Regions from separate parts of the Mus musculus genome. Here region 2 is linked to region 1. The links are chromatin loops, found by intact Hi-C in ENCODE. Cell type or tissue: left cerebral cortex. All regions are shown on one strand. Each heading gives the region's core, and the rest is flanking DNA. Links, peaks and the distances in the headings are about the cores only.

Region 1 (15,796 bases), core at 7,979-10,478:
CGGAGCATCCCTAGCAGGAGCTGTGCGGCCGGCTCCGCAGGCTGAACAAAGCCGGGGGCGGGGGCGAGGCGCAGGCCGGCCTCTTTCTCCCTCACCCCCCCAACCCCCAGCACTGCGGGGGTGCTCCCGGGGCCAAGGGACCAGGATGTGGCCGGCCCAGGCGCATCCCCAGCCCGGGCCGAGGGTCCCAGGACCGGCCATCAGCTCTCACGCGTTCCCCGCACCCGGCCGTCCGCCGCGGCTCGCACCCTAGTCTGAGACCGCACAGGTAAGTGTGCGGTGCTCAGTCCAGCGCCCCGCGACCCAGTGAATGTGGAGAGAGGGTCGCGGATACCCTCACTCCCCACGTTGGCATCTGAATGCTAGACAAAGATCAGAACTTAGAGGAGGGGGTGTGGGACTGAGATTGGGGTTCGGGGCCCTGGGTTGTAGGGCGAGTGTGGAAGAATGTGGAGCTGTACCTGTGGGTAGACAAGATCCGATCAGGGTTTGGGGAGCTCTGGGATTCAGGAAGGATGGAGACTTTTTCTGGGGGGAGATGGGAGCTGTTGGGGTGAGGGAAACCTGAGGCTGGCCTGGCTCACACAACCCAGCTGCCACTGTGGGTCAGCCCTTTAGCACCTACGAGTTATTTGAAGCTGAAATGACAAGAGGTTACGCGGAGGCTGGGTGTTAAGCTGAGAAGGTAGGAGAGGGCTTGATTTATGGCTTTCAGAGAAGCTGTGTTTACTATCTGCCTGCTCTGGAAACCAAAAACCAAACAGAGTAGAGGCGGGGAGAAGCCTGCCTTCCTTGGAGTGGGAGGCGATGCTAGGCTGCTGGGATTTATTTTCTCCGATACGAGAAGACCCCAGGAATCATCTCTTCACAGGCGAAGGGTGTGGTGCTTTTGTGAGGCAGAAGGAGTGTGCAGGCACGCAAATGTGGAGATTGTGTATTGTGGGAGTGAGCCTAAACACTGGGCGTGTATGCATGTGCTCTGATTGGCGTTGCAGTTACATAGAATCAATTCCTGAGTGCATATAAAGAGCCAGGAGTGGGACTGGGGGGGGGGTCCTCTGGTCCTGGTACTTTGGAACAGGGTAGCTTTGGGTACTATTCACTGTCTCTTTATGCTGTCTGTGAGGTACTGTTTCTCCTGCCTGGCCTTTCTTTCTTCTAAAAAGTCACAGGCAGCAAAGCCAGCTTGTCCAGGCCTCTGGCCACAGCTCCTCTTTCCCTCTCAGTATTTACTGCCTGCTCACGCCCACGCTGGCTGATCTTCACTTTGGATCTGTAACTTTGTAGTGGGATGCTAAGAATAGGGTGAAGTGGGGGAAGGGGGAGATGTGGTATGGCAAGGGAAATGGGGGAGATTGAAGTCTGGTCTTGGAAGGGCTGGGTCCTACCATTGCTACTCAAATTCTCCCAGTCTCTGTTGAGAGGTGGTGTTAAATAAACACACAGTTGACCACAAATAAGGGAAACGTGCAGAATGTTGAAGGTGGCAAGAACACATTTGGACCCCTAGATAGTTATTTCCGCAGGCCAACTAGTGGCTCGTGTGTTTCTGTCCAGACACTGGCTTTGCCTGCAAATTGTTTTGCATTAAATTTTCTCAGCCACAGAATTATCTTTCCTCGCCTCCAGCTAAACTTGCATTTTTCCACCAGACACTTGGGCCCGAACCAATGAAATCTGAGAGGAAGCGGCTGGGCCCTAAGTGGCCGTAATTTAATTGATTTTATCATAAATCATCAACTTGATGAAGAACCCGAGGTTTCAGTGAAGTAAATTGATATTAATGGGAGTTTCTTGAAATGCAAACCCACTGCATTGTTGGGGCATCTTGAGCTGAGAAGGTAGATTGCGTGTTTCTCAAGAGCCGAGAGCTCAACCTGGCGCTCAGTGCAGCCTGGGGTGGGTGTGTAGGAAATGATACTTGGAGGGACAGCTGCTTGCAGATGGATCTCTGGGGGACACTGCAGAGAAAGGAACTTGGTTGGGATGGGAGCAGACTCTGACTCTGAGGATACCCCCCACTCCCACCCCTACACACACACACACACACACACACACACACACACACATTGGCTATCCTGGAAATGCTGGTTGTCAACTGAGGGATCGGAGAGGAGAGGGCAACTTTGGAAACTGGTAGGTGTGTGGGCAGAGGTGGGGGGGGGGTTGGGGTGAGAAGGCCAGGCTGGTACAATGGGCTTATTGATGCCTGGTTAAAAATTGCTAGGTTGAAGCCTTCCTCTTCTAATTATACAAATTAATTATTTACTACTCAGACTGCTGCATCCATCCAAAAATAGCACTTTTGATTTTGTAAAAAGCGTAGAAAACAACCCATCCTCCACTCAGAAGAGGAGCAGTGAGGCCCACTGTTTCTGTGGGGCGAGAGAGGACCCAGACCAGGATGTGTGCTCAGTGGTAGCTGAGGAAACATGTAATTCCCAAGAGGAAGTATTTTGCATCTGATAATAATGGCACTGGTGCACTTATCATCTGAACTCAGTTTATTATTGTTTGCCGTTACTCACATTTACATTAGGATATAGATAATTACTAATATTCAGCCTGAAAGGGGACCTTGGAGATCATTTATTTAGTCTGCTCCTTCACCTTCATACAAACAGCTTGGTTTTAAAGAGGGGCTCACTGAGGCCCAAAGAATGCTCAACTTCGAGTCACACAGCCAAGCTGCCATGATTAAAGGCTCAAGCCTGTAGCAGGCATAGCTTAAGATCAATTTATTTTCCACTGTGGCCCTCAGTTTCCCTCTCTGCTACAATAGCAGAGTTGGACTAGACACTTCAAGTTCTCCCCCATTCTGCTCTTGGGTGCCCCTCAGCATCTCTTCGTCTGTGGGATACTGCTTGGGGGGTAACTTCCTGTGTATCTGGCAGTTCTGTGGCTATTTGACTGTAGAAGTTATTGCATGATTTGTTTGCAAAATTCGGAGTTTGTCTCTGCCTGTACCTCTAGAAATTAAGTCCTCTGGACTATGTGTTTTGAAGGAATCCCTGTTCTCAACAGAATGGACACCCAGGTCAAGAGCAATGACAATAGAGGCCTAGCTAGATGGGGTGAGCCAGGATTGGCACAGGGCCTTAGCTTCACCAGACAAGCCTCTTTCCCTGTTAAGATGCTAAGTCAGGGCTGGAGTTGTCCAGAAGCAAGCATCTGAGGTTCCTCTTACCTTAGGCCAAGACCTGGATGTGGGATCACAGTTTAGAATCTGTGGAAGCAGGCGCAGCTTCACCACAGACTCAGCCTTGATCCTGGACAGTTAGACCTTCTTTATCTGGGAGAAGGCAGGACGTACACAGCGTGCCATAGCACCATACTGTCTGTCCTTCCAGGGTAACTAGAACTGAGGCCAGCAAAATGGAAGGTCCCTACTTTGTTTCACTCTGTTTCCTTTTTCTTCTTCCAACTACAGAGACACGAAACTAGAAGGCAATGGCTTCCCAGATGCACAGCTATGTGAAGGGCAATTTCTTTTGGGATCAGGGGTAGAAGGAGGGTAATGGGTTTCTGGGAATTTTTGGATGCCCAGGAAAAATATGGCTTGGTGATTCTGAGGCAGGAAGTGGAGACAGCGAAGTAACTTCAATTTTAGAAATCCCAGGCTCTGGTCAGACAGTCCAATCCTCCAAACCTATTTTGAGAGAGAAAGTTATTGTGGGTGGGGTGGGGGAAAGACTGGCAGACCCAGACTCTGGTCCTATCCCATTCTGACTTTGGAGTTTTATATTTGGAGGCCTTCCACTGATTGGCTATTAATCCAGTGAGTTATTGTCTACTAAACAAAGGTCATTGGGAGAGAGACGTCCAATCAGTCAGGAGAGACTCTGCCTGCAGGCCACTCAAAGTGGACTGTGCCCTTCCCTTCAGCCAGCCGGTCTTTGCCACTATCTCCCACCTTCCCCTAGCTTACTCCTCCAGCTGCCCAGGACTTACAGTCTCTCCCACCCCACTCCCCTCTGCCTCTCCATCCTGGCTACCTTTGTCTCCACACTGATAGGGGTGGGGTTTTCCAGGACTAAATTAGATGTCCCTGATTTAGAAACGGATCTTTCTTGACCAAAGAGCCTGCCTGCAGCTAATTGTGGTCCCCTTAGTATTAGTTTAAGGGGTCTTCCACTGGCACCCAGGAGACTTTATAGATCCATGTGGTGTTCTTTCTTTCTTACTCATTCCTAGTCTGAGGCGGGGTGGGATAGAGCCTGGATTTTCTTTTCTTTGCTCATTGGGTCAGGCTTTCTCCCACCCCCTCCCCTCCGAGTTATCATCAGCTGCGTCTACACTGGCCTTGGGGAAAGCGCTCAGATCTCCTTCCCATGTTTCTTTGTTCCTTCCCACTCGAGCATTTTGAGAGAGTCAGGGACAAGGGAAACACATGTCTACTCTACAAAGCCATCTTCATTAACAACACCTTCCTCCTTCCTCCGTTTACAAACCTAAAGCTTTAAAATCTTCATTAATATTTAAGAGGAGATGGAGATTAGCTTCAACTTTAAAGTATTCACAAAGTTGGACTGGACCGCCAAGCTAGAAAAGAGCATGGGACAGGGAACGGGGACAAGGGCAAGCAAGAAGCAAATTGCTAAATTGTAGCCGCAGCTCCAGCAGGGCCAGAGGAGTTTCCTGCTTGCCTGAGATCAGAATGGGATCCCTGGTCACCAGAAGACTGAGGACAGAAGTTGGTTTTAAAGAAGCCAGCAGTGTTTTCCCTTATTGAGATAATTTTTTTGTTCTTTGTGGAATTTCTTTGTGGGGTGGGTAAGGATGATCATACTGAGATTCACAAGGGTGGCAGTCATCAGGTCCCCGCCACTCAAAGATTGCTTACAAAACTCCTACTCTCCCGATGCTGAGTACCTAGCAGCAGTTGTGGAAGAGAGTGCAGAGCTACTACCCTGTCTCTACAAAGACAGAAAGGATGCTTGTGAAGAGGGATGCTCTCTCCCATTTTTTTTTCTTTTTACACAGATAAGTTTTTGCCTCTATCAGCACACACTGGCTGTTTGTCTCATTCTCTGCACTTTCCCTCTTCTTGCCCTTCCACCTTCCCACAAAGTTACCAAGTTCTCTGAATCCCAGAGAAAGCTGTTTCCCATTTGCCCATCTCAAACTACCCCTAAATCATGGCGTCTAGTCTATCCCCCTGTCTCTTGTCAGTCCACAGAGGCTATCTTCAGATCCTTCGGGAAGTCCTCTGCCCCAAGCTCCTCACTCCAGCTCTGGCATCCAGCCTTTGTTCTCTTCAATTTACAAAGACTCTTAAGCCACTACCACCTTTCTGAACAGAACAAACCCTCTCAGCACCCATAGATGCCTCTGTCCCTCTGTCACCTCCCAGCTTCATGTCGGGCCGCTCCCTGTGGCCCCGGGGACAGGGGAAAGATAAAGAAACCAAACAAGTATCTTGGATTCAACTTCTACCACATTCAGAGGTGCATCTCCTCTAAAATTTTTTCCCTGGCTCCTAGATTGCCCTTTTGTTCCCATCCCTGGATGCCCTTCTTTCTGGGACCACCAGGGGTGAAGAAGGCTTGGAAAGAGAGGGTTTTTTTTTCTTCCTCCATACTCTTTCCCACCACCCCAGTGCAATCAGTGCAATCCAGGCCACTGTTGTTGCCGGCAGCATTGGCTAGGTGACACGTAGGCTCTTTTGTTATCCCTTTAGGCAGAGCTGTGCAGTCCCAAAGGTGACCAGGTTTCTTCTCAATTCCACAGCAACCATCCCTAGCCAGTGGTGATAGCTTTTAGAGGAGTTGAAGAGTCTGAAGTACATTAAAAAAAAAAATCTCTTTATTTATGGGAAGTAGAGGAGATCGTCTGTGATTTAAATTTCCTGAAGTCTCTGGAAGTTTCCCTGGCCTGAGCTGCTGACCCACCAGACCTCAGGTTCTTTGGCATCTAACCCTGTAGATCTCATATCACAGTTGCTGGACAAGTACTCAGAGGCTCTTGGCTTGAGCCCCAATACTTCATTAATATTTTTCTTGATACTACTAATAAACACAGCAAATTGACTCCGGCTTGCTTTCTCTACTTACCCTCTCAACTCCCACCTTCCTCAAGCCACCAGCTCTGGGGAGGCAGTAGGATCCCAGGTATCCCATCTAGGGCTCTGCATGTGACTCCTGTTGCTGAAGGGTAGAGAAAGACCACAGGTTCCTTCTGTATAACAGGGCCCCAGAGAAAGCAGTTGCTCCAGCCCATTTGGCCTGATTTGTTGGGCTTAGAGACAGTGGGGCCCTAAGCCAAGGGTTGATTGACCCTTTACCACCCCTAAAGAAGAGCCTTGAGGGAGGAGGGAGGTAAGAGAGCTATTGCTCATGAGAGACCATGGCATCCTTTCTGGAAGGGAGACAATAGCTGGTGCTCTCTCACCTTTGTTTCCTGTCCCATGCCTGTCCTGGTGTATCCAGATGGGAGAAGGTAAAGAACAAGTGCCCTAATCAGAAAAGCACAGGCTCCTGGCGGGGATCTGTCTTTACAAAGTTAAGAGAACCAGTTTCCGTGTAGAAAAAAACAGTTTCCGTGTAGAAAAAGAGATACCGGCTGCCTTCTGTGTCATCCCCCTAAGTCAGCAGTTAGGCAGCAGGCAGGCACTCCAGCCTGTAGAAATGGCCTGGGCTCTTTTTGTCTTCTTGCCTCTACTGCCAATGGCTCTTTCCCCACCCCCTGGCCCAAATTTGCAGACACCTACATTCTTGGCTCCTGTCTTCCTCCTACAGGCCTCCTACTTGCTTTTGCCTGCCCTGTTCAAACACACTCTAAGAAAACTTTCAGCTTTTGTAGCTCCTTCACTTGGGCCAAGAGTCATGAGTCTTGCCGAGCAGAGCACGGTGGTGGTGGTGGTGGTGGTGGTGGTGATGGTGGAGAGACAGATTGGATCTGAGTAGTGATGGTCATCCTCCTGTCTGCCAGTACATTCAAAATGAAGCCGGTCTGGAGTTCTCATCTTCTCCCGGAATACAAATGTCCTTTTCACCCCTTAGCCCCTTCTGCCCGTCCTGAGGTGAGAATCTTAACAGAAAGGACCCATTGAAGTTCCTAGAGCCCTTCTCCTGACCGGCTGTCTGGAGCTCTGGTAAAACCACAGGGTCCTTCCTTCTGTCACCCTCTCTCCAACCCCACTCCCCCTGCAAGATGTTCTGGGTTTTTTAATCATCCCTCACCGCTAGTTGTCTGTTCTCAAAAGGGGTGTGTGTGTGTGTGTGTGTGTGTGTGTGTGTGTGTGAAAAAGTCTGGCTTTGTCCCCCCTCCCCCATTAGAGACTAGGGGATAGGGGGTGGGGAGGAGAGAAGAATCAGGGACTGAGATCAGGGACTCAACCACCAGGAGTGTCTACCTTAAAAAAAAAAGAAGACGTCTCCGTGGGCCTCCTGTGAGTGAGCAGGAGAGACACCCAGCACCCCTGGCCCAGTCAAGCCAGCTTCTGGCTAGGTCTCCAGAGGCCATTTCTCGAATTAGCATAATGGTCCAATGGGGGGGGGTCCTGAATACGGTGGGGGCACTATGTAAACTCCACCAGCTTTCTTTGCATTTTGCTGTTCTCTTCTTCCCCATCTCAATGTAAAAAATTTTCCTGTTTAAAAAAACAAAACAAGACAAGAACACCTTCTACTTTCTTTGCTTCACACTGTTATTTGGGGGGGGCGCCCCCCATCTCTCATCACCACAATCACCTTCCCTCCTTATCAGGCATCTATGCTGGCTAAAGGGGAGACGTGGGGGGGGGGGCGAGCGTGTGTGTGTGTGTGTGTGTGTGTGTGTGTGTGGTTTTTTCCCTGTGCAAAAGCAGAGGCCATTGTTACGGAGAGTAGGGCGTACCAGTCTTATAGGGCAACCACACTGTGGCGGCTTGGCCGAGCTGGAGCCCGGAGCCGGATTCTCGGCGAGCCGAGCCGCCCAGCACCTTTCGGTCTGCTATTTTCTCCCCCCCGCTCCCCTACCCCTCCCTCCTGCGCACCCCCCGCTCTAAAGCCGAGTGAATTGAAGCGGACGCCGCGCGGCTCCTCTGGCCGGTCTGCCCCTCGGGCTCCCTAGCCGGGGTGGCTTTGGGGAGGGGGGGGGGCGACGCAGCTTTAAACAGTGGTCTTTTTTTCCTTTGCCTTCAAGGAGGGGAGATTTCTCGCCTGCCGCTCGCGCTGGGGCTCGATGTGAATATATATTATGTCTGCCTGTTCTCCCCTCGTCGGTGGCTAAGGTAAGCTGGACTGAAATAGGCTATCAGTTTGTGAATGGCGGAGAGTATGTCTCAATGATTTATGGCCCATATGACTCCAATCTCGGTTCAAGAAGAGTTCACAAGCTTTAAGCTTCCTTCCACGCAGCGACTGACTCTCTCTCTCTCTCTCTCTCTCTCTCTCTCTCTCTCTCTCTCTCTCTCTCTCTCTCTCTCCCTCTCTCCCTCTCTCTCTCCCCCTCCCTCCCTCCCTCCCTCTCTCTCTCTCCCTTTCCGCTTTTCTCCTTTTCCTCTCTCTTCTCTGCTAGCAGCCAGATCCAGGGCTGAATCCCCTCTCCCCCGTTTGCTAAGAAGAGCCAAATCTTCCTCTTTCCCTTTCTTATCCTTTTATTTTTTTTCTTCCTTTCGTTATTTTTTTTAAAGTCTTGGAAGATGGCCTATCCTCTCTCCTGGGGTTTCTCCAGCTATTGTTACCCTTTTCGGCTCTCTCAGGAGTGTGCCTGGAAAGGTGGGGTTCTGGAGGGGGGCTTGCCTCCCTTCTCTAGCGAGACCCAGAGGGTAAGCCCAGAGCCACTGTCTCCATCCCACCCTTCCGAGAAGCCGTATGGAGCCTGAATTTTTCCAACATGGAGGCAAGGGAAATAGACTTGTTTGGCTGGGTAGAGCTGCTCCCCACCCCCTCTTCTGGATCCCAGATTTCAGATCCTCAGGGCACCTTCGGGTTCCTCACTGTCCCATTGAGCCAGGCCTCTGCGCCCTCCAGCCTGGAGCCCTGTTAGGCAAAGTCCCGGAGCAGAGTTGCTAAGGCGCCTTTTAATTCGGTTACCTCCTGCGCCAAACTTGCTGCCGTGGAGCTCGGCCCCGGCCCGGCCTGGTGAGCTTGGAACCTGCCGCCGCTAACCAGTTCGGCGTCCCGATCAGTTTCTCCTCGCCTCCTTGAGCCTGAGCAGGAGGTCGGTAACTCCTCGCCGGCCGGCCACCGCCGCCGCAGACAGTCCGCCAGCAGCGGCAGCTGGAGGCTCTCCGAATCCACAAACCTTCCTGGCCTTGTCTCACCGCCAGAGGAGTCTCCATTCTTTCCTATCACGTCTCTGGCTCCTTCGCTTCCCACACTCGCCTGGCCTCTGTCCTGCGATGGTTTCGTTTCGGGCTTATTGCTGGGGGAGCGACAGAAATTTCGGCCCCAGGCGTCTAGTCAAATGCTGGGCTTTTATTTGTTGTTGTTGTTGTTGTTGTTGTTGTTGTTATCACTATCATCATTATTGCTGTAACAATCATTTAGACTAAATAAAGCCAGGGATCAGCCAGCTAACCCCCTCCAAGGTTTTTATTTCATTCTCTTCTCTATCTATTAATAACAAACTCAACTGATGTCGGTTAATTAATTCTCCCTTTCAGCCAGGGCTGCTCCGAAGCTAATTTTGGTTAAATCATCAGAGGCTAATGGTAATAATAATAAAGGGATTGGGTCAGCCTGGTCAATTGAACTCCAGTCCTCCCTGGAAGGACCTGCTGCTTTTGCACACCCGTGTGTATTTCCAGAAACAAAAATTTCCCAGAAACCAATTGGAACTCAGGGCTACATCATCTCCCCTTTAAGTACAGGGATCTGTGTCATAAGGGCAGCGTTTGCGTGTGGGAGGGGTTCACCCCACCTGAAGTTTTTTTTGCATTTTATTTTTACCACGTTTTCTTTGGAGTTGACCAGCTGGGCTGAATGATAGTTTAAGTTTTGCTCAAAGCACATGACACAGAGAGGATCAGACTGGAGGTTTTAGGGAAGTACCCATAAGAGGACTGGAGAGGACAGAGAAAGAGTCAGAAATCTCAGAACAAATACAAAACCTCCTGACACGGTCCAGCTTTATTTTTCGGGTGCACTTTAAAAAGACTGTGTTAGAATAGTGACCATAATTTTATTTTATTTTATTTTTTGCTGTTGGGAACCTCAGTAAACAGCCTCCCCTTTGAATCCAGAGAAGAATAGTGTTCAAATTGTTTTGTGAGTCTTTCTCATCCTGGATAATTTCCCCCATCTCAGTAGAAAAGAGATTCCAGCAGATGCACAGTTTTTCCTTTTCCTTTTTCTTTTTCCCTGAGAAATAAAAGAAAACAGATTGTTATGGATTGGGGGTGGGGAAAACCCAAGCCAAATGGTCATAGCACCAACTGGTCTTGCCTGGGAAATCTAAACAAGCATGGTCCATTTGGACGCTCCACAGGGGCCTCTGGCTGCTAGGTCCCAGGCCTGCCTGAGTCAAGACTGGAGGTGATGGTACCTTCAGATGGGACATAGATGGATGGAACTTGGTTCCACTGCCTCTGGGGTTAAAAATCTTCAGGAGTTTTCTGCCTTAGGCTGCTATGATCTTGGAGGGAAGAGTCCCAGATGAATTTGCTTTTCATTCTGGCTTGGGTCTAAGATCTGCAAGTTCCAGGCTAGACTTTGCTTAGGTGGAAAGATATGGAAGGAAGAAAGACTGGAAGCAGAGAGGCCTCCCTAAGGGAAGGAGGACCTCTGGGATGCTTCTACTTTAGAGTCTAATAGTGCCCTCTCCCTGGGATTGCCCCATCCCAGGGTTGGGGAGTTGCGGGGGTGGGGGAGGTTAAGGAAAAATTGTAGAAGAGGCCAGGGGTTGGTTATTTCGGGGTGCCAGAGAGAGGGGCAATGGTCCACGAAGCAGTGGTGTTCTATTCCTAAGCGGTCCTCGAAGGAGTACAGTCTTGATTTTGTTTTAAAAAAAAATGGAAATGAAAATGGATGTTTTCTTTTTCCCGTTAAAATTAAAGTTGAAGTGTGAAGCATCCAAGTCAGGTTAGATACTTGGTCTCAGCGTCTGCTGCAGAGATACTGGCGAGGGGAGAAGAAGAAAAAAAAAAAACTATTGATGTCAGTTCCCTTTTTAGTTCCTAAGATGGATTCGAGGCCCAGTCCTCTTCTCCCCTCTGTCTCTTCTCTCGCCCCGCAGGTCAGCCGCTTGGAACAGACCCGAGAGGAGGGGGGCAGAAAGGGGAGGGGGGTCCGGCGTGTCACGTGACCCCCAGGGGTGCCAATGTCCGGTCGTGAGGGTATCAGGCCCTTGCAAGTTGCCACCCACTGCCCGGGCCTCGCCCAGCGATGCAGAAAGCCACCTACTACGACAACACCGCAGCTGCGCTCTTCGGAGGCTACTCCTCGTACCCTGGCAGCAATGGTTTCGGCTACGACGGGCCTCCCCAGCCCCCCTTTCAGGCCGCCACGCACCTGGAGGGTGACTACCAGCGCTCAGCGTGTTCTCTGCAGTCCCTGGGCAACGCCGCCCCACATGCCAAGAGCAAGGAGCTCAATGGCAGCTGCATGAGGCCAGGCCTGGCCCCAGAGCCCCTGCCCGCACCTCCGGGCTCACCCCCACCCAGCGCCGCACCTACCAGTACCACTAGCAACAGCAATAACGGGGGTGGGCCCAGCAAAAGCGGCCCCCCCAAGTGCGGTGCCGGCTCCAACTCCACCCTCACCAAACAGATATTCCCCTGGATGAAAGAGTCGAGGCAAACGTCCAAGCTGAAAAACAGCTCCCCCGGCACAGGTACCAGCTCTCTGCCTTCCTAGTCAGCTTTTGTCCAACCCAGGAATTTCACTGTTATTATAGCATCCGACCCCAAGGCGCCCACAAGGCGGCCTGGAGACAATATTAGATGGCTGCCTAGTGCTTTTTAGCTACCTCTCACTACCTGATGACCTCTGACCTGACCAACACCCAGTCCATCCAACCATCCTCCATCTGGGCTTCCAAGAGTTTCCAGGAGGTGGGATGGTTGGCTTTACAGCCCTTCCCAAGGCCGCACCGCCTGGAGGCACAGAGTCATCAAGGATAGATTATTATTAAGTATGATTATTGTAGGTATTAATCACCATCGCTCAGGCAGCCTGGGGTCCCGGCCTGCAGCCACCCGAGCCTCTATGTGCCACACATCCAGGCCCTGCCCACCAGTGTCCAGTCTCCCCCCCCCCGCCCCCCTCCCAAGGTGTTCTCAGTCACTTGTCTTGTAAAGAGGGCGGACAGAAGGGAGGAATCACCTCAGACTTGGATTTGGATATACGGGGAGGGTGCGCGCACACGCAAAATCCTAGCCCTAAATAAATGGCCACGCAGCTCTGTCTGTTTGACATGATCAAATTTTCATAAGCTGGGGCCGTGAAAGGAGAACAGGTCTCTTAATAAATGCCACTATTATAGAGTGTCCGCTAATGCGACGGGAGGTAGGAAGGGGGGGGGTGGTGGTGTAGAGGAGGTGGGGACGCGAAGGGGAGGGCAGCGGGGCCTCCGAGTCCAGGCCTGGATTTATTAAGAAACGATGCATTCAATTTCGGCGTGTTCAGTAATTATCTTTTATTTCATTTTCTCCCCTTCCCACCCCTCCCCCCTCGGGTCCAGCAGAAGGTTGTGGTGGTGGCGGCGGCGGTGGTGGCGGCGGCGGCGGCGGTGGCGGCGGCAGCAGCGGCGGGGGCGGCGGCGGCGGCGGGGGAGGGGACAAGAGCCCCCCGGGGTCGGCCGCGTCCAAGCGGGCGCGCACGGCGTACACAAGCGCGCAGCTGGTGGAGCTGGAGAAGGAGTTCCACTTCAACCGTTATTTGTGCCGGCCGCGCCGGGTCGAGATGGCCAATCTGCTGAACCTCAGCGAGCGCCAGATCAAGATCTGGTTCCAGAACCGTCGCATGAAGTACAAGAAAGACCAGAAGGCCAAGGGGCTGGCCTCGTCCTCTGGGGGTCCCTCTCCGGCCGGAAGCCCCCCGCAGCCCATGCAGTCCACGGCCGGCTTCATGAACGCCTTACACTCCATGACCCCCAGCTACGACAGCCCGTCCCCACCAGCTTTCGGCAAAGGCCACCAGAATGCCTACGCGCTGCCTTCCAACTACCAGCCCCCTCTTAAGGGTTGCGGCGCCCCACAGAAGTACCCCCCGACCCCGGCGTCGGAGTATGAGCCCCACGTCCTCCAAGCTAACGGGGGCGCCTACGGGACGCCCACCATGCAGGGCAGTCCGGTGTATGTGGGCGGGGGTGGCTACGCGGATCCGCTGCCGCCCCCTGCCGGCCCCTCCCTCTACGGCCTCAATCACCTTTCCCACCACCCCTCGGGGAACCTGGACTACAACGGGGCGGCCCCTATGGGCCCCAACCAGCATCATGGACCCTGTGACCCTCACCCCACGTACACAGACCTCTCCTCTCACCACGCACCGCCTCAGGGTAGAATCCAAGAAGCGCCCAAACTGACACACCTGTGATGGGAGGGGCGGGCTGGGGAGGGAGGGGTGAGGTTAAGGGCCAGGGAGACGGCGGACTTGGGGGATGGGCGCGGTTTAGAGTCCTGAAAGAGGTGTGGGATGGGGTTGTCGCCAGGTTTCCAGAAACAGAACAGGCCTGGGGTGCCTTCCCAGCTCCCAGGCCCCCTCCCCGCCCCCAGGGGCTGTCTTTTAAGTCCTCCATGCCTGGTTCCATCTGTCTGCCAACAACCCTTGGAAAGGAATCCACAGCAGGTTGGAGACGGGACCACATCAATCCCAGGGTTCCCAGGGTTCCAGCACTACCAAGTGGGAATTTCAGATTGGAGAGGTGACGTGGAGTCGGGTAGAGGGAGCCAAGACAGGCAAGCAGGGCAGAGAAGCACATTCAACACTTAATGGCTTGGCTATCAGCAAGCAATCAACTTACCTTGCATCTCTGTGGGTAATTTCCCCAAAATCTTGATTTTTTTTGTTCTCCCTTTCAGTCTCCCTGTGAAAAATAAGAAAATACATTTAAATCGAAGGGCACAAAGTATGTTTCTCTCCTACTTCCCTGAAGCTTCAACTCCCCCCATCCCCCATCTGTTAGGCTTCTTACTATATCTATCATTTACTATGGCCCTACGGTTGGTTTTCTGCTCTAAGGACATTCATATCTACACCCCACCCCTATTGATTACAATTTTCAGAGGGCTCAGGGATGGTAAGATATCCTGAAAGTCAGAGCTGCCTATAATATAAATAAATATATATTTTTTTTCTTTTAAAGAAAAGTTAAGAGGCTAAGGCAGGCAAGTTGTCAGGACTGGAGGCTTGCCCATTCTCCAGTCTCTCAGCTCCCACCCCATCCCACTCCCTCCACTTTCTTTTTACTTCTGTTCTTCTCTTGACTTAACGTGAAAACAGGGTATATTTGAACAAACTGTCTGTCCTGGCAGGTGCTGCAGCTGGACCTGTGGACCTTGCTCCAGTTCCTGACAGGACAGTCTTGTTGCACTTGGAGTTTACATTTTAATGGATATTAAAAAAAAAAAAAACAACTGTGAGAGATGTCTGGGCCTGCAGAAAGTCCAGCTTCGCTCAAAAAGCGTGTGTTCTAGTGAACATTTTCATATATATTTATTGGTTATAGCCTGTTAAAATATTTTCTTTTTTGTATTATTTATCCCCCTACATTATGTATTTATATGAGGGACAAAAAAAAAAAAGAAAAATGTACTTTTTTAGTATTTACTTGTTATAAAGGTTGTTGTGTTTCCTGTCATGTAAAACCAGCTATTTTAGTTTTTATTGTATTCTAGACAAGAGCTGTAGATTTATGTTAAACTCGTACATATGAGGAATTGTAATTAGTTCTAAAAGGCATGAACTCAGCTCCTAAATGTCACTGTATAGTCCCGAATTTGTAGAGATAAGAAGTTAATTCTCTCTTGGAACTTTCTTTGTTCTTCCGTAGTTATTTTTTTCCCCCTTAGTTAAAAGAGTTGTCTGTCAAAACAATTCTTGAATAAACTTTCTGTTATTAATTTTATCTTGTCATGGTGGTCCAGTTCAGGGTGCAGAAAAAGGCTCTAGTGGCCAAATGTCCCCTAGCAGGAGGGCATTGGTGACACTCCCCAGGCTCTTTGCTCACTGCTCAGGTCGCTGTCTCCCCTTCCTAGTGTTTCCTGCTTTCAACTCAGTTTTTGACATTTGTACCAGTCTGGACCATTCTGCCAAGTTCTTCAGCTAAGGTTTAAGCAACAAGCTTGGGGGGCGGGAGGGAGGGGAGGGAATCTTGGGCTAAGTCTGCTCTTTGCCTGTCTGTTTTTCTTAGTCACTGGCCTCTTTTGTCCCTTTGACCAGCACCTCCAGGCACCCCCTCTGTTTACATCCAGGCAACCCCAAACCTAGCTTATTACTGCTTCTTCCAGGCAACCTAAACTTCACGTTCTCTTCCGGAGCTACAATGAGGCTGTCACGTGACCCGAAGCCCAACCATCATTGGGTCTAAAATGAAAACAAAGGAAAATGATTAATCTTGGGGGGGGGGGACAACAAGCCGAGGCCTAGACTTCTCAGGTCAAGCCTTAAAACTAAAGCGAAATCTAATCATTAAATGAAGCCCAGGGCAGAGGAAGAGGAGGACTGGTTAGATTTCTCCTGCCAAGGAAGAGAAGGGGGCGAGAGGAAGCTGTAGAAACCAAGCTTAAATAAAATGGTCCCCAGGCTAACGTGAGGCTCTGTTTCCACGATGCTTGGGAAAACTTCATTTCTTAGTCCTGGTTCCATAAAAGTTTTATCACATTGGAGCGAGGATGGAGAGGGTCTGTCAAAGATGAAATGTCACCACCGCA
Region 2 (15,796 bases), core at 8,585-11,084, 160 kb before region 1:
TGTTCAGTGACCTGTTCTGGCCTCCTTAGGCATAGAACATAACGTGGTACATACACACATAAGCAAAGCACTAATAAACGTAAACCCTCTGGGTAAGGCCGGGGCTGTCTTGGCTCAGTGTTGGAGCACCTGCTCAGAGTGCAAGAGGCCCTGGGTTCAATCCTTAGTATCACACAGAGAAAAAAGACCTGGGCAGTTCATGTTTTCATGTTCCTGCTTCTCTCTAGACCGAGTGAGTCCGTTTGGTTGAGAGAGGAGTTTATTTGAACTTTCAAAGCTGTCCTCGGTGGCTGAGGAGACATGTTTGCTGTGCAAGAATAAAGACCTGAACATGAGTGATCAAAGTCCCCACAAAAACTCAGGCATGGCTACTCATGGCTGGAGTCCCGACTTCAGTGGGCGGGAGCATGCAGGTCCAGAGAGCCGATTGGCCAGCTAGCTAAGCCAAAATGGTAGCAAGCTTTTGGTTCAGTGTCTCAGGAATAAGGAAGAGAGGAAGAGAGAGAGAGAGAGAGAGAGAGAGAGAGAGAGAGAGAGAGAGGAGAAAGAGAGGAGAGAGAGGAAGAAGGAGAGAGGGAGGATTGGGAAGACTCATAAATTCATATGTATAACATACACATGCATGTATGCACACATGCACACACACACAAACAGTAAATATTGCTCCCTGGTAGTAATGGGTGCTTGGTATTATGCAGCCCGGACTCATTCTCTAGCTCACCCAATAACAAACCTCCCTTCCTGGGGGTTCTGATACAAGACCAGTTTTAGGAACCATTTGGCTCACTCCAACCCTGGATAACCCTTCTTCAACTCAGGCGGGGTGACTCTTGCTAAAGCTTGACTGCATTCACGTTTTCCTTCCACGAGGGCAGGGAGCGTAAGTCAGACGGCCCGGCAGCTGTTCCAGCACCCCCGCCCAGAGCTAGATGATTACAGGAGCCAAATGTAATCACCCACAACCCTTGCCTTTACAGCTGGCAATGCCACTTAACTTAATTACAGCACACAGTGGTATTTCAACTCAAGGAATCTTAAAAAAAAAAAAAAAGCAATAAAATGGATTTTGCAAATTGTTACGAAGGCAATGAAGACTCGAAACTGCAATTTACTAAGCATCACTTTCAATTATTTTTCTTTCTCCAGCCATGAGTCTTAAGTTATTAACTAGCAGCCCGGGAAAGCCGGAGGCAGTGCATCAGGTGGCGGGTTTCATATCTCTTGCAAGCACACTGTGTGCTCTGGAAGTGGCTGGAGGCTCTAGGAGTTGCCTTGGAGTGGGAGGGGTTGAGATTACTGGGAGTGCAGATTCTTCCCATCTGGTCAGGCGCACCTGCTAACCATGCTCTCTCTAGGAAACCATGCATTCTGACTGGTCCAGCACGGCCTTCAGTGGGGGGGGGGGGTCTCTCCTGCCTCCCTGCCCCTCAATAGCCCTCCAATATTAACGATTGTCCTCAGAGAATACAAACACATGTTGGAAAGCAAAGCTTCCAACATGAGCTCTTTGGCTCATTTCTTTTCCTGGCTTACTTCCTGGTGCCTTTTAGTTTCTGGGTCTGTACCTTCGGGGCAGCTATTTTAAAGGGGGAAAGACTAGGGCTATGAGTATAGCACTCTGCTTTCAGAAACCCAGCAGTCCTGTGGTGGTGATGATGGTCCAATGGGATCCATCCCATTGTCTGAGAGAGAGGCAGATGCATCAGGAAATAGGCAGCAGCCTGGAGACAGATTTCACTTGCCTGGAGCAATGTTCGACAGCATGGTTATCAGAAGCAGAACGCCAGCTGCCTCAGCAGCCTTGCCAGGCAGGACAGCAAACACCAAAATCCTGTTGGCAAAGCCAGCAAGACCATCACAACGTGGCCAAAGCAAACAGGGACTGAGACAGGCTTGCCGAAACGGACTCACTTCCCCTTGGATATGGCAGAGGAAGAGGACGAACCAGCTAAGCTCACATGTCAGAACATCCAGTAGCCATAGGGACGCTTGCTTGTGTCCATTTCCCCAGGGCATGGGTCCCATATCCTCCTTTTGGTTTAGCCCTGGGTGGAAGAAAGGCTGACTGGGATAAAAGTGGTTCAGATTGTACACTTCCCAGCACTCCTGGGAGCTGCTTATTCTTCCTATGCTAGAAAGGTGGAAACTGAGGCTGTGGACAGCAAGATCGATCGTAGAGTCAGGTCTTCAGTCAGGCTTCTGACTCAGTGTGTATTTACATTTCATTTCTCCTTCTCTCCACCCATGTCTCCACCCCAAACTCCATGTCAATTTCCATAGTCCCTTCACAGGCAGAGCCCCAGACAGGGTTTCTCTGTGTAGCCCTGGCTGTCCTGGAACTCACTCTGTAGACCAGGCTGGCCTCGAACTCAGAGATCCACCTGCCTCTCTGCCTCTGCCTCCCTGTCACCCTCCCCTCCCCCTCTCCCTCCCCCTCTCCTGGGATTAAAGGTGTGAGCCACCACCCAAGAAGCCCCAACATTCTAAGAGGCAATTTGCACTCTTCCCCCACTTCTCCATTTAGTAGCTCAGAAGCAAAAATAAACAAAACAAAACAAAAAAACAAAAACAAACAAAAAACAAAAACAAAAAAACCTCAGAAGGGTTCAGTTATTTAGCTTTTTTTTATAGCAAGCAGCTAACTGATACCTCTTCCCACTTTGTCTGCAACACCCACCAACCAAAATGGAATCCTAGCGAGGAAAAAGATGCTTTTGTAAATTTCTTTATTTGGATATTTCTGCAGCCTTTACTTTCCTGCATTTATTTAAATGTGAAAGATCTGTGGCGGTTGAGACATCTTTTGATTCTGTTTGGGCAGAGTGTGAATGGGTCCCTTATAACCCACAGCCCCTTTGAAGTCTCTAGGGTGCAATGTACCTATGAAAAGCTGCCTGGTTGGAAATTTCTATTTTATGGAAAGAAGCATAGTGGCCATATTCATATCTAATGAAAGGCTGGTTCCTATAGAAAGAGGTACTGGACAGGGTGCCCCTTCCGGGTCTTCATTTTCTCAACAGATTTTCAAATTATTTGCTTCTAGAGAAATGGCCAGGAAATGCTATTCTTATAATGGGTTCTGGACCGAGAATCTTGTGGTTGTGGTTGGATAAGGTCCCTTCTCCCCATCTTTGCAGGGGAAGATTAGGGGGTTGCAGCCACCCCCCTTCCAGAGAGGGAGGCCTGGGTGGTTAGTTAGAGAAAGAATGTTAAGGGAAGACCCCTTCACATGACTTTGACCGGGACTGGTTTTAGACCGCACCAGTTTGTTCTACATAAGCCAGAATTGCTGTTGCAAGCTACGCGGGGCCTAGATCCCAGTAGCAGCTGTTTCACGACCTTGCGACCCTGTGCTCAGCGGGAGTTCCTGGCGACCTCCTGCCTCTGATCCCCTGGCCCCGTGCAGCTTAGGCCCAGAGGGTTCCCAGAAAAGCCAGGCTTTCGCCCCAAGCGGAGGGATTGGGGGTGGGGAGGTGGGGAAGATCCTCTCCCTAAATGGAAAGGAAAGAGTGTGGACTTGGGTAGAAATACTCAGGGCTAGGATGGATCGCCTGATCCTAAATTCTTTCCTCTCGAATCTCTTCCTGCTTCGCTCTTGACAAAGCCGCCCAGAGCGTGAATTGGCCGTCCTCATGCCAGCCTTCAAGCTCTGTGCCCCAAACCTGAGGACAGGACCTGGGGATACCGCTTCCATCCACAAACCAGTGTGTGTTGGCAGCAGCAGCCAGAATGAATTTAGCGGTGACTCCAGGTCCAAGTAGGACCTGCCTCCAGCCACAAATGGTTGTTTGAATTGCCCTGCACACACAGAGTTGGTTTCACTCTGGGAACAGCCTGCACCGTTCCAGCAGCGGGTCACCTCCACTCTGCCTTGGCTCCCATTGCAATCTTCACACAGTTACTGCAGTTTCAGTGTAGAAAATCTCCCAACCAGTTCAGCGGGAGACTCCAAGGGGGAGAACTTCAGATGTCTCAAATTTTAGAAAGACCAGAGTTTCCTGCCAAATTGCTCTTTTGAGTAATTTGGTAGCCGGGTTCCAGCTGCTTGACCGTGCTGCAATGCACTCACCGCTGAATGTCCTATTGTGTAGAGATACAGTGGGGATGACAACAGAAAAGCTCTTTCCTTCCTTTGCTTTTCGTGTGTGTGTGTGTGTGTGTGTGTGTGTGTGTGTGTGTGTGTGTGTGTGTGTGCAAGAGTCTCAGCCTCTCCAGTAGCTCCCCTCTCATTCTCTCTCACCTATTTGGAACTGACCCAGAGAGCAAGAGGCCCTGCTTTCTGTACATCTCAGACAAAAATCAGAGAGAAAGCCCGAGGCACAATGCATACTTTTTTGAGTTCATGGGTTCTGGGCTGGGCTGGGTTGTTAGGCATATAACCAAAAGGATTTGAATCCAGCATCAACCATCAACACTGAAACTGTGGTACAAGAGAACAACATGACGTGCTGTGGTCCTGTGCTTGGGAGATGAGGTCTGACACGGGGTGGGTAGAGAGCAGTGGGCTCTATCTTGGTTTGTTTGACCTAAGGGTCTCTCCCTGCTTCTGGGCATGGAGAGGAAACAGGAGTCACACAGTCCTCTCTCTATCACCATCTCTATCTCCAACACTAGGAAACAGCCACAGCCACCATTACCTTTGAGTTTCCTGAGTCTCCCTTCTAAAAGTGAGGACCTCCAATCTTGTCCTGGGGAAAATTGCCTATATTTGCCCTTAACCCTCCACATAAGTCCTTTGAGTGTTTCTCAACAATTGAGACTTGGAATCTGCCTTTTCTGTTTCTCTCACCGGACTTCTCGCTATTCTTTAACCTCCTAACTATTCTTTGTTCTAATTTGTGATGTTCCTGTGAACCATTCTGTGGCTGGGCACAAACACCCAGCCACCATAACGCTCTATTTTCTGCTTCAAGTAGAAGGCAATGCTGTCTCCATGGAAGGCCACTGACAAGATGAGAGAATTTCTGGTCCTCCCTCTGTCTGAGAACTTAGATCTTCCCTTCCCTCCTCCTCCTTGTCCACCCCCTGGACGGTCTTGTCCCACCAGTTTCCCAGAGTTTAGAGGGTGTTTACCCTGCAGTTCGAGGGCATGATGGCGCTGAGGTCAGAATCCCTGATTCGCGGCTGGAAGACACTCCAGTAAGGCTTGCACCCAGTTCTACAGTGGAGGGTGGGGATGGAGGTCTGGAAATCCAACCCTGTACGCACCCCCTCTTCTCCCCACCCCAGCCAGCTTACAGCCTCAGTCCTTTCTTGCCAAAGACAGAGCCTACAAACAGTGGGAGTACACTAGGGGACCCTGAACTTTTCTCATATGCCACTGGGCCAATGTCACCTGCTGCCCGGGATTGAAGCTCATACTTGATAGGAGGGGTTTCCCAGAGTGTACTCCACCCTCGGTTAATTCTCTTTCCGGCTTGTGTGAACCTGCCTAAGGCTTTCCCTGCTCCCAATAAAAGAGAGCTCCCTTACCCATCCCTCTGACCCCCACCTGAGCCACTCTCCCTCCACTCTGAGGGAATCCGGAGAACTAGCGGCGGAGGGAGAGATCAGATACTCAAGGGTTTAGAAGGATGTGCGGGTGGAGGAAAGAAGAGACTCGCCCTGCTTCCTGTGTTGTTCTGCAAGCACCCTCCCCCATCTTCAAGACCCGGAAAGGGTTAATCATTTACCAGCCACCCTCTTCCTTTTCCTTTCACCTGCCAGTTCCAAAAAGGCACATCCCAAGACCCAAGTCTCTGGACTGTCGCGCCGACGGGGTCATTGGGGGTGACTGTGCAGCCCCTCCTCACCTGTACAGCCCCAGCCCTGACAGGCGTCTGCCTCCGCTCTCGTTCGTGTCGCCTCGGCCGCCGCCTGACCCCAGCAGCGCTGATAAGCCCCCAGACGACCAAACATCGTTAACTTCTTTGCCTTTCTAGGCTGCTCTGCCTGTCCTTTCTCCGACCCCTGGGCTGAGGGGGGCGAATGGGATGTGTCTCTCTCCCTAGTCTGCGGGGGACTCCAGTACAGCACCTTCTGGCTCGGAATAAAGTTTCTGTGGCATCCCAAGTCCCCGTGCCCTCCTCTCAGCCATAACTGGGTTTGCCCACGTAGACGCAGCCTCTCTGGAGAGCTCAAGGAAACAGTAAAAACTAAAAGAGAGAAAGGAGAAATTGATGTCAGAGAAGGCCAACAGTGATTTCAGAAATGAGCTCTAAACCCTTCTCAGCCCATCCCTGAGTCCCCTGGGGATTGGGCTGTCCGCCCAGGCCGAACAACCAAATTCCATTTTCCGTTTCGTGTCCTTTTGTTTCTTTGTCCTTTTGCACAACTAAGTAGGTTTTGACTGACAAGATAGATGATGCCTACACGGAGACAAACTGGTTGCTGAGAAATAGGATCGTGCTTTTCCATGGTATACTGGTGTGTCCACAAAAATCCATATTGGTCAAGGTCTGGGGTTCAAAGGCCATTAGCCAGGATAGAGGGAGCTGCCATTAGAAAACTGGACTTGGGGCTGGAGAGATGCCTCAGAGGACCTGAGTTCGATTCTCTGCATCCACACCAGCTTATAGCCATCTGTAACGCCTCCCCAGAAAACCTGACACTTTCTTCATGTCTTCAAGGGCATCTGCATTCATGCTCCCACCAATTCAAATAAATAAAAATAAATATAAATATAAACATTTAAAAAAAGAAGGAAGCTACTCTTTCCCTTTGGCTCTTTGCTTCAAACAACCAAAGTGCCACCACCCCTTGCACACTGCTCCACCCTCAGGCAGACCCTTCCCAAATTCCCCTTCCAAGGAGAAAGGAGAAGGGGTCTGGAGAGACCCTTGAAGAGAGTTTCTGCTTAGAGAGACAGAATGGGCTGTAGGGAGGCAGCATCCACAAGGAGGAGAGGTGGGACCTGAGGGTGGGGATGTCAAACTCTTCAGTCTTAGAAAGGCCCCTTTTTCCCCAGACAGGTGCGTATTGCATATGGCCCAGGTATGCTTTTTTTTTTCCACCAATGGTGCATGCCTTTAATCCCAACATTGGGGAAACTGAGGCATGCTAATTTCTGTGAGTTGAAGGTCAGCCTGATCTGCAGAGAAAGTTCCAGGATAGTTGAGGACACAGAGAGGAACTCTGTCTCAAAGAAACCAACAAATAAATACACAAATAAAAAGGTTTTTAAAAAAATCTATCTATCTATCTATCTATCTATCTATCTATCTATCTATCTATCTATCTATCTATCTATCTATCTATTATGTTTCTGCATGCCGCACCGCCTGTATAGTAGTCAGAGCACAACTTGGGGGTGTTTTCTCCTTCAACCATATAGGTTTTGGGGATCTAATTGAGCTTGTTAGGTTTATGCAACAATCCCTTTACTCTCCGAACTATCATCCCCAAGAATGAAGTTTATATTAATTCAAGCAATTGAATTTATATTAATTCAAACAGTTATTTGGCTACATCACAATATTTTCCCATTTAAAATAACTGAACTGGATAACAGGACCAAAAAAGTTAAATGTCACTTTGGTAAAAAATTACCATCCTCAACCTTAGGGCCACTCCTGGGAGAGCTTTTTAAAAATAGTAATGACAGGTCCTGGGTCCTGGGAAGATGCAAGCATGAGGACCTGGCTATAGATCCCCGGTAAAAAGCCAGGCGCAGGCGCGACAGTGGGGATTTGTAATGGAAACACTGGGAAGCAGAACCCCTGGAGCTTGCCCACAGTTTAACCTAACCAGCACTCCTGGCCTGGCACCTCTCCTTGCCCGAGTAGACCCCGCTCAGAACCCAGGGCTCTGCAAGGCCTGAATCATCTCTTTTCCTCTTTGCCATTTTCTACATTTTTCCCCCTGCATAGAGGAGGAAAGACAAAATATTTTGTCTTTCAAAATTCCTTAAAAGTACGGGGAATACGAAGCTGAAGCCTAAAATCCCCCTCCCCATCCTGGCAAAGCTTGGGCGGGCAGTTGGTCCTCAACTGGAGGGGGCGAAGGACCCCCAATGTAATAGGGGGCTTCTTTGGGGATAGAGCCCAGAAAAGCAGGAAAACTTTCCTGGAGTCACGCGGCACCTTCAATCTTAACTTTCCTACTGCACCCCAACTTTAGCCTCGCGGACTTGGCACTCCAGCCCAATGCTTGCTGTCGTACTCCCGTACTCCCCGAGTACCCCATCCTCAGACGCTGCCCACTCTCAGAGAACACGTACGTGAATGGAGGGCTGAATGGAGGGCTGGCGAACGCGTTCTTTCTCCTTCACTGAGAACTGGAGTCCAATGGGGGAATCTCCGCGACCTTCCATCCGGGTACACGGAGAGATAGATGATCCTGAGGACCCCAGCCCTATCTCCTTCCAGGGCTTTTTAGGAGGCTCCTTCGGAGGGGCTAGTAACCCGTAAAGGCTTCAAGATTGCCACAAGCATTTTGCCATTATGGTCCACCAAGGGACTTATCCATGTCTTTCAATTTTAAAGAGTCAGAGACAGCAAGAAATGCTAAAAGAGAAATGAGACTTCTCTCTTCATTTAATAATAATAATTTAAAAAGCGCCATAATTCAAAGAGCACATCCTTTTGTCCTTCCTCCAACCCGACCTCCACCTCCCAGGAAAAATTGTCAGAAAATTTCTAGCACACATAGAGACACTTTTCACTCTCTCTATCATGAACACAGTCTCTGTAGACCAAACCCAAACTTCACATTTCAGCAAACACATCATAGGAACGAAAATTACTTAACAATTTTTTTTCTTTTTGATTGGGAAAACGGGATGGGGATAGTTCTCCATAAAAGAACATGCCGGACTAGTGAAAGGGTTCAGTGGGCGAAGATGCTTTTGTCATTCTTGAAGAATTGAGTGCAACCCCCAATGCTGGGGACCCCTACTATGGGAGGGGAGAACGGACTTCAGGGAGCTATTCTCTGACCTTCAGGCCACATGGCATGCCCACACACAAAAGCAAACAAATGTACTTAAAAAAAAAAAAAAGAATATAGATTGCCTTTTTAAAACATGTGTCCACATCGGGCTAGCCTCAAACTTGTGGCAACAATTCTTCCCGAGTGCTAGGGTTATAAGCATGTGCTACCATGGCAAGTTACAAACTGCTTTAGAGCCTACAAAAATGCTTATTGTGTCCAATTCCAATGAAAATTTTATTTATGCGGACCCCTCGATTTTATTCAGTCCTTAGAGTCTAGAATGTAGCTGAATGTTGAAAAGGGAAAAGAAAGTCAAGAACACATTCTAATTACTTCCCCATCCATCATCAAGTAAATTAGTGTAAAGCTGAGCCCTTTAAAGGGGAAAGGCATCCATCCATGCTTCAGACTTAGGGTTTTGAAAGAAAGGTAAAGTATAATGTGGTAAGCAGCCATCTCTGCTAAGCCTGTACTCTGAGAACAGTGGCTCCTTATACACACACACACACACACACACACACACACACACACACACACACCCCTCACTGTGTAACCGAGGCTAGCCTCAAGTTCGTGGTAATCCTGCCTTAGCTTCCCAAGCTAAGATAGTGAGTGAGTTGTTACTTTCCTTATCAACATATGAACCATTTTAACTTTGGAATTCTTTAGCACGCGTTATCCATTTTAAACGATAGGTTAAAATAAGCCAATTGTTGTTTTTAGTGGTGTTTATTTCTAATACTTAGGCGGTAAAGGAGAACAAGTTCGACAATATAAAAAGGTTTCATTTAACTACCTTCCTGTTTGTTAAGAGCTCATCTCTACGATCTTTACGACTAAATGTGGGCTTTGCTCGGATAATTAGAACAAACAAAAAAAATCAGGCTATTGACTTGATCACTTGTTTTTTTTCTCTGAAAGGACTTTGCAGAGATTAATTCAAAACAGTGCCTAAACTGAGAGATTGTGTAAACTGATTTGTTCGGAGGAGAGGGGATAAATACCAATTTCTGCTTATCCCCAGATCAGGTCTCTATAGCTGAAACCACAGACAAAAGAGTGGGAAGGACAAATTATTTGTGCCGTTTACACCAAAAATTCCTTCGGTTTCTGACAGTTCTATTTCAAGTTGAAACCCGTTTCTTCCTGCGGGGCTTCCCTGGTTCTAGAACGTCTTGGCAGTACACTTCTAAGCTTTTCGCCTTGGGGCTCCAGAGCCCACTGGTGGAAACACTTGGGTGTAGGAGGGCTGGATCTCTCCAGTCAACTGCGGAAGCGGGGACTGTCTTGGGATTGGCGCCTGGGAGTGCCCTGGAATGGAGACACTGAATGGGATCTGGCGCTCACCAAGTCCCTAATGGGAAGAAACACTCCGGAGTCCGCGATGCTTCCTTCTTCTGCCTCCCCCACGCCCGTGAGAAAGCAAAGTTGGGGAGGGTGAAGCAGGAGGCCAGAAGCCCCTCGCTCGCTCTCCCACCCGCCCCACCACTGCGGCCCGCGCGGCACCAGGCTAGAGACGGGCTCCCGGGCATTATTCAAAAGCAAGGCGGCCTTTTGTCCTGGGCACCCGAGGACTTGGTGAGAAGCCAGCTGGGCGGCCTGGGATCCTCTGGCCCTTTGCTGGGCTGGAAGCTCCAGACAATCGTGGGTTGTCCTTAGGGAGATGGCTGGTGGTGCCCTTGGGTCTAAGCTTGAGAACTGTGATTCGGCTTGCTCTGCCCTCTCTCCGACTCCACTGCAGGCAGATTTAGGACGCGTCTGAGATCTAACCCTCTCCCGTAAGTTTACTAGAATCTCCCCCTTTCCAGACTGGATAGATAGTTGCCTGTAAAGTCCCTTGGGGTGAAGTGGGGGAGGCAGGGAAACCGAGGCATAGAGAAAGATGAAGAGATGTAGTGGGAAACGGGGAATCTTGGAGGCAATTTTGTGGTCACAAGGGCCTCAACAACTCTGAGGGATGAATCCCGTTTTTTCGGGGGAGGGCACGGTATAGGGCACTGGGAAAATAGGCATCGACCACATTAAGGAGAGGCATTGGGCCAGGGTGGGGATTGCCAGAGATCCCGGCCAAAAGAAGCCCTGGGAAGAGTATAATGTTATTCCGACTTAGGAACTAGCTTCCTAACAGCCTAGGGGTCCAGGGTTTTCATCCCTTCAAAGAGCAGTCGCTCGGAAGCAACAGTTTTTAGCAATTACGGACAGGATGACTTATCTCCAAACTAGCAGCTTCTCTTCTCTGCCTCTCCAAAGGGTGCTTCTCCCACCCGCTCCCTGGAGGTTCTGCTAAGAAAGATGAAGGAACAATCCTAGTCAACCAAGCAGATCCCTGGAATCCAGTTCCTCCTACCCTCCAACTCCACCACACTGGTCTAACGTGGTTTAATGGCGAAGGGAAAGTCTGTTATTTGCCCAAATGCTTCATTTTTGTCGCGCGCGCGCGCGCTTGTGGCTTTGTAACACCATGCCAGGGGAGACCAAGAATAAGACTGACGCCTGAGGACAAAAATTAAAGTGGAATTTTAGGACTTTAAAACTGTGGGTCTTGCGAGTCTTATGATGTAATTCAGTATTATGATGAGGTTCTGAGTTCATCCCAAGCACAGTACAGGCAAAAACCCAAACCATCCAAACAAACAAACAAACAAAAACCAATGTAGATAGCTCTCTGGCCCTGTTTATGGGCTAAGCCAATGACAGAGATAATATCAGAACTGACTTTTAAAAAAAATAAACAATTCTACGTGTGTTTATAACCAAGAAACAAAAAAATCCTTTTTGTCAGTCTCTAATAGCTCCCTCTTGTAAGCTGACTCCTGGGTCAGAGAGAGGGGTATCCATCCCAGGTAAGGACTAGGATCCCAGAAACGACTGCTCAGAGAGTGAAAATTCCAGCGGGCCAACTGTTGTTCTGTGGAAGGAAGGCCAAACAATAGCTGATTCCTTCTGTACTGGGCAGACATGGCTGGTTGGTTATTTTGGCACCTAAGGCGGCCAAGCTATTGGATGCTGAGCCCAGTGATTTATATCTGCCGCTGCACGGAGACTTCTGAAGCATCCCAGCCCCACCATCATCCTGCCCCACTCCCTTGTGGTGAGTTCCCCCTACTTGGGGGCTCTGAAATTTCCTAATCTTTAAACCCCAGTTTCCAGCCATCTTCTCCCCACACTCTGTCCTCATGTCTGTCATAGGCTGCGTCCATTTTTTTTCTTTTTTTCTTTTTTCTTTCTTTCTTTCTTTTCTTTTTTTTTTTTTTTTTTTTTTTTTTTTTTTTTTTTGGTAGAGGGTGTTCTTTGGATTCAGTGCCCTGGGTTGAAATGATGGTTTTAACCCCTCTTGTGTTAAGGAGCTCTGTCTAAGGCTGGCTCAGATCTTCTGAGCAGGATGACATGGCTGCTACTGTGGCCGGCTGACCCATTGTCCCATCGTGTACACTGTCCCATCTGTGTGTTCTCTTCCCTTTCTGTTTGTGCTGTGGCCACTGTCCAGGGTGTCCTTTGAAGCAGTTGAGTTTGGAAAAGAGACTCTCTACCCCTTTCATTTATTAAACTCTTGCACACTCTGAAAATTTAAATTTATTTCCCATTGAAGCTGAAAATTCAAGTAGACTAACGATTGGAAGAGGATTTTATTTCATTTTGTTTTGGGTTTGCTTATTCCTGACACTGAGTAGGGAAGGCAGGCAGGGGTGGGAGGACTCCTGGAAGTGTGGGAGTCCGTCCTGGTTCAAAACTTCAGCTAGGCAAAGACTTCACCCACCATTTATTTGGAAGACCTCAAGGTAACTTCAGGTATGAGCCAAGACAGAATTTTAGGGTCTCAAAGGAAATAAGGGATGATTGGAATCCAGTCTCTTTTCTACTTAAAAAATAAAAGAAAATCTAGCTTCCAGCTCAAGCAAGGAAATTAAAAGAGGCAAAGGAGACAAAAGCTGCTATGCCATTCAGAAACCCATATGCAAGGTTGAAATTGGTCCCTCTTCTTTAGCTGGGGAAAGGGACCCAAATCTTTCTCTGACACCCCCTTCTTTCCCTGCCTCCATGGGCTTTGTTTTTACTTAGACCAGAGAAGCTGGCAAACAGATAGCAAGACTCAAAGTCACACTCCTCCCTTCTGTATTTTCAGGTTCTTCTCCGACGAATAGCTTCAGCTACCCCTGTTCTCCCATTCCCCAAGTGGGTTAACACGGCAGAAACGAGGGCTATTGAGATGGCTCATCAGGTAGAGGTGTTCACCAACATCCCTGATGACCTATCTCCAGTACCCACATGATAGAAAGAAAGAACCAACTCTGGCAAACTGTACACACACACACACACACACACACACACACACACACACACACACACAGGATAATGATAACAGCAACCACAACCACCACAATAAAAATGTAAAAATCAAAACCAGATTGTAGTCTCCCTGGTTCTGTGGACCACAGTACTATGGGCTCTAAATAATAATAATAGTAATAATAATAATAACAACAACAACACTCCATGCTCATTCTGGCTGTTTTGTATATGTGAAGTCCAGAGTAAAGGGCTTTTAAAATTGAGCAGAAAGGAGTATAATTCCCAGAGAAGCACTTGTCCAGGCTGCTCAGTACAGCCTTGGAGATGGGAGGCAAACGTAGATCTTGGGTGATAAAACCAAATTTCTGAGGTCCCAGCAGCAGGAAAGGAGGAAGAGCCTTGGCTGCCAGAGGAGAGAAGCTCACTCAGCATAAGGTTCTATTCTGTACAGAGATGGTGTTCTATGTCTTTTCAGACCAAGTGAGTGAGACGCAGGGACAAACACATGCACACGCACATATACACACACGTTTGGTTAGATTTTTCTAAAGAAACATACCAGAGAAAACAAGATCTATGTTTAGGCTGAATCATGTTATTGCTGGACATGGTGGCACATGCTTTTCATCCTAACACTTGGGAGGCAGTGGCAGATGGATGGCTCTATCTGAGGGCCAGACTAGGGCTACAAAGTAAGACTCTAGAGAGAGGTGGGGGACAGGAAATCATATCTCATCCAGAAGCCTCCAAGGAATGAACATTCTTGTCTATCTCCAGGAAGATAGCAAGCAGCCCTTCAGAATGGACCGTGTGAGCCTCTTCTCATTAACAAGTACAAATTCCGTTTCACACATGAGTCACCTTGAATCACCCAATAATTAATTAAAACCATGTCCTGCAGGGGAGAATTTATTACATTCACTAGCCTTTTATGAGCTAGGTGTAGTTTAGAAATGAAAAATGTGAGGGCTCTCTGGTACTGTAATGTTTCTGCTGTGTTCTGCATTCATGATCCATCTCCTCACTTTCTGGAAAGGGAAGGAAGCTTTGGGCAGAGTGAAGCTTTGGCTTGGAAGGGAGATGAGGATTAATCTGATTTATGCCATCTGCTTTAGCTTTTGTAACCAGACCGGTCAGTGGCTGCTGCATTTCCTCTTGGAAAAAAAAAAAGTCAGGATTTTTGAGGTGGCTGATGCATCAAAACTGGGCATCCTTTAAAGAAGGGAGAGGACGGACGGAGTGAGAGAGGGAAAGCCAGCTGAGGAAGATGGGGTTGTAGCTCCTTGGTGGGTCTAGAAAAGAACAGGGGCATCTTGGCACTTTTCTTCATGCCAGGAGGTCACAGCTCCTCTAGCAGGTTACCATCAAGCCCAGATCTCTTCCTAGCTTGATGGTATAGTGTGTGTGTGTGTGTGGGGGGGTGCCATAGCTTCTCCACAGCATGGAATCAGAACAAGGCTGTGTGTCAATTCCACAGACATGGGATCAGAGCAAGGTTGTGTCTCCTGGTTCCTCTTACTAGTAGAGATGATCTTCTTGGATACCACCAACTGGGAGAGAAACAATCCTTTAGTTATACAGGCAACATACTCTGCAGAGTCTTTACTTCTTTTTAACTTGTTTTGTTTTGTTTTGAGACAGGGTCACTTGTAATTAGGATGGGCTCTTGAACTCCTGATCCTCCTATCTTCAGTCCCTGCATCCTGGCATGTCCAGTTTCTAGGGTACTGAGGATCGAACTCAGGGCTCCCTGCATGTTAGGAAAGTGCTCTACCTACTGAGCTACCAGTCCCAGCACCCCTTCCTTTATTGTGCATCTTTAAACAGCCCTGTAGGAAGGCTAGACCAGAATGATTGCTTTCATTTTACAGATGACAAGGCTGAGAGTCAGAGAGAAAATGACCAGTCCAAGGACACAGAACAGACAGCCCAAATCAGAGCAGGGACAGCAATTATTCAGTCTTCAACACTGTCAGAAACGTACAGTACAGTAAATAACCGTGCTTGGCTGCCTGGGAGTTGGGAAAGAAGGAGATCTCAAAATCCAAGAGCACTTTGGGGCATGCAGCAAAGGGAAAAGTGAGAAAAGCTGGGGCCGGTTGTTACCTGTTCCAGCCTCCCCTTCCTTGGGATGGGGGTGTAGTGAAGGGAATTCACACTCCCCTATCAGCATCAGCTTGGTACAGAAAGGTGGGGTAAGGCCGTGAGTACAGAAGGTTGGGGGCTCAGTATTAAAGCTCTTAATTGCCTAGTATGTTGGGGTCCCTGAATTCAACCCCTGAGGCTGCAGAAGTAAATGGGTGAGTATATACACAGGTAAATTAAAAAATTATGGTGCTGGAGAGATGGCTCAGCAGTTAAGAGCACTGACTGCTCTTCCAGAGGACCAGGGACTAGTTCCCAGCACCCACTTGGTGGTTCACAACCATCTGTAAGCCCAGTTCCAGGGGATCTGTTACCTTCTTCTGACCTCTGTAGACGCCAGGCACACATGTGGTTACATACATGTAAATAAAATGCTCATACACATTAGATAAACAAATCTAAAAAATGATTTTAAAAGTAATTCAGTCCAACACGAAGCAGTAATCTCTCT

Evidence for each region. Hi-C counts contacts between places; a loop is a spot of excess contacts. Peaks named below come from ENCODE experiments on the same cell type or tissue, not always from the same donor. Only the 100,000 strongest peaks of a DNase experiment are listed, where the experiment ranks them.
Region 2: a loop joins it to region 1, with 2.1 times the contacts of the local background. A loop is called at or near these places in 5 of 42 quality-filtered maps.

What each region holds. Positions count from the first base shown.
Region 1 is chr11:96,332,940-96,348,735 of GRCm38, forward strand. It overlaps Hoxb3 (homeobox B3), which reads left to right. Exons shown (of 4, transcript NM_001079869.1): 2 at 8,125-8,212; 3 at 11,161-11,757; 4 at 12,607-14,991. The coding sequence starts at 11,310. The coding sequence ends at 13,460. It overlaps Hoxb3os (homeobox B3 and homeobox B2, opposite strand), which reads right to left. Exons shown (of 4, transcript NR_155303.1): 2 at 15,355-15,449; 3 at 13,888-13,950; 4 at 10,095-10,286. Among named protein-coding and RNA genes, the nearest start is that of Hoxb2, 11 kb to the right of the region's middle. In left cerebral cortex, for the core only: no CTCF peak of the experiment used is centred there; DNase peaks (open chromatin) are centred at 9,318, 9,708 and 9,888.
Region 2 is chr11:96,167,428-96,183,223 of GRCm38, forward strand. No RefSeq gene overlaps it. Among named protein-coding and RNA genes, the nearest start is that of Hoxb13, 19 kb to the right of the region's middle. In left cerebral cortex, for the core only: no CTCF peak of the experiment used is centred there; no DNase peak of the experiment used is centred there.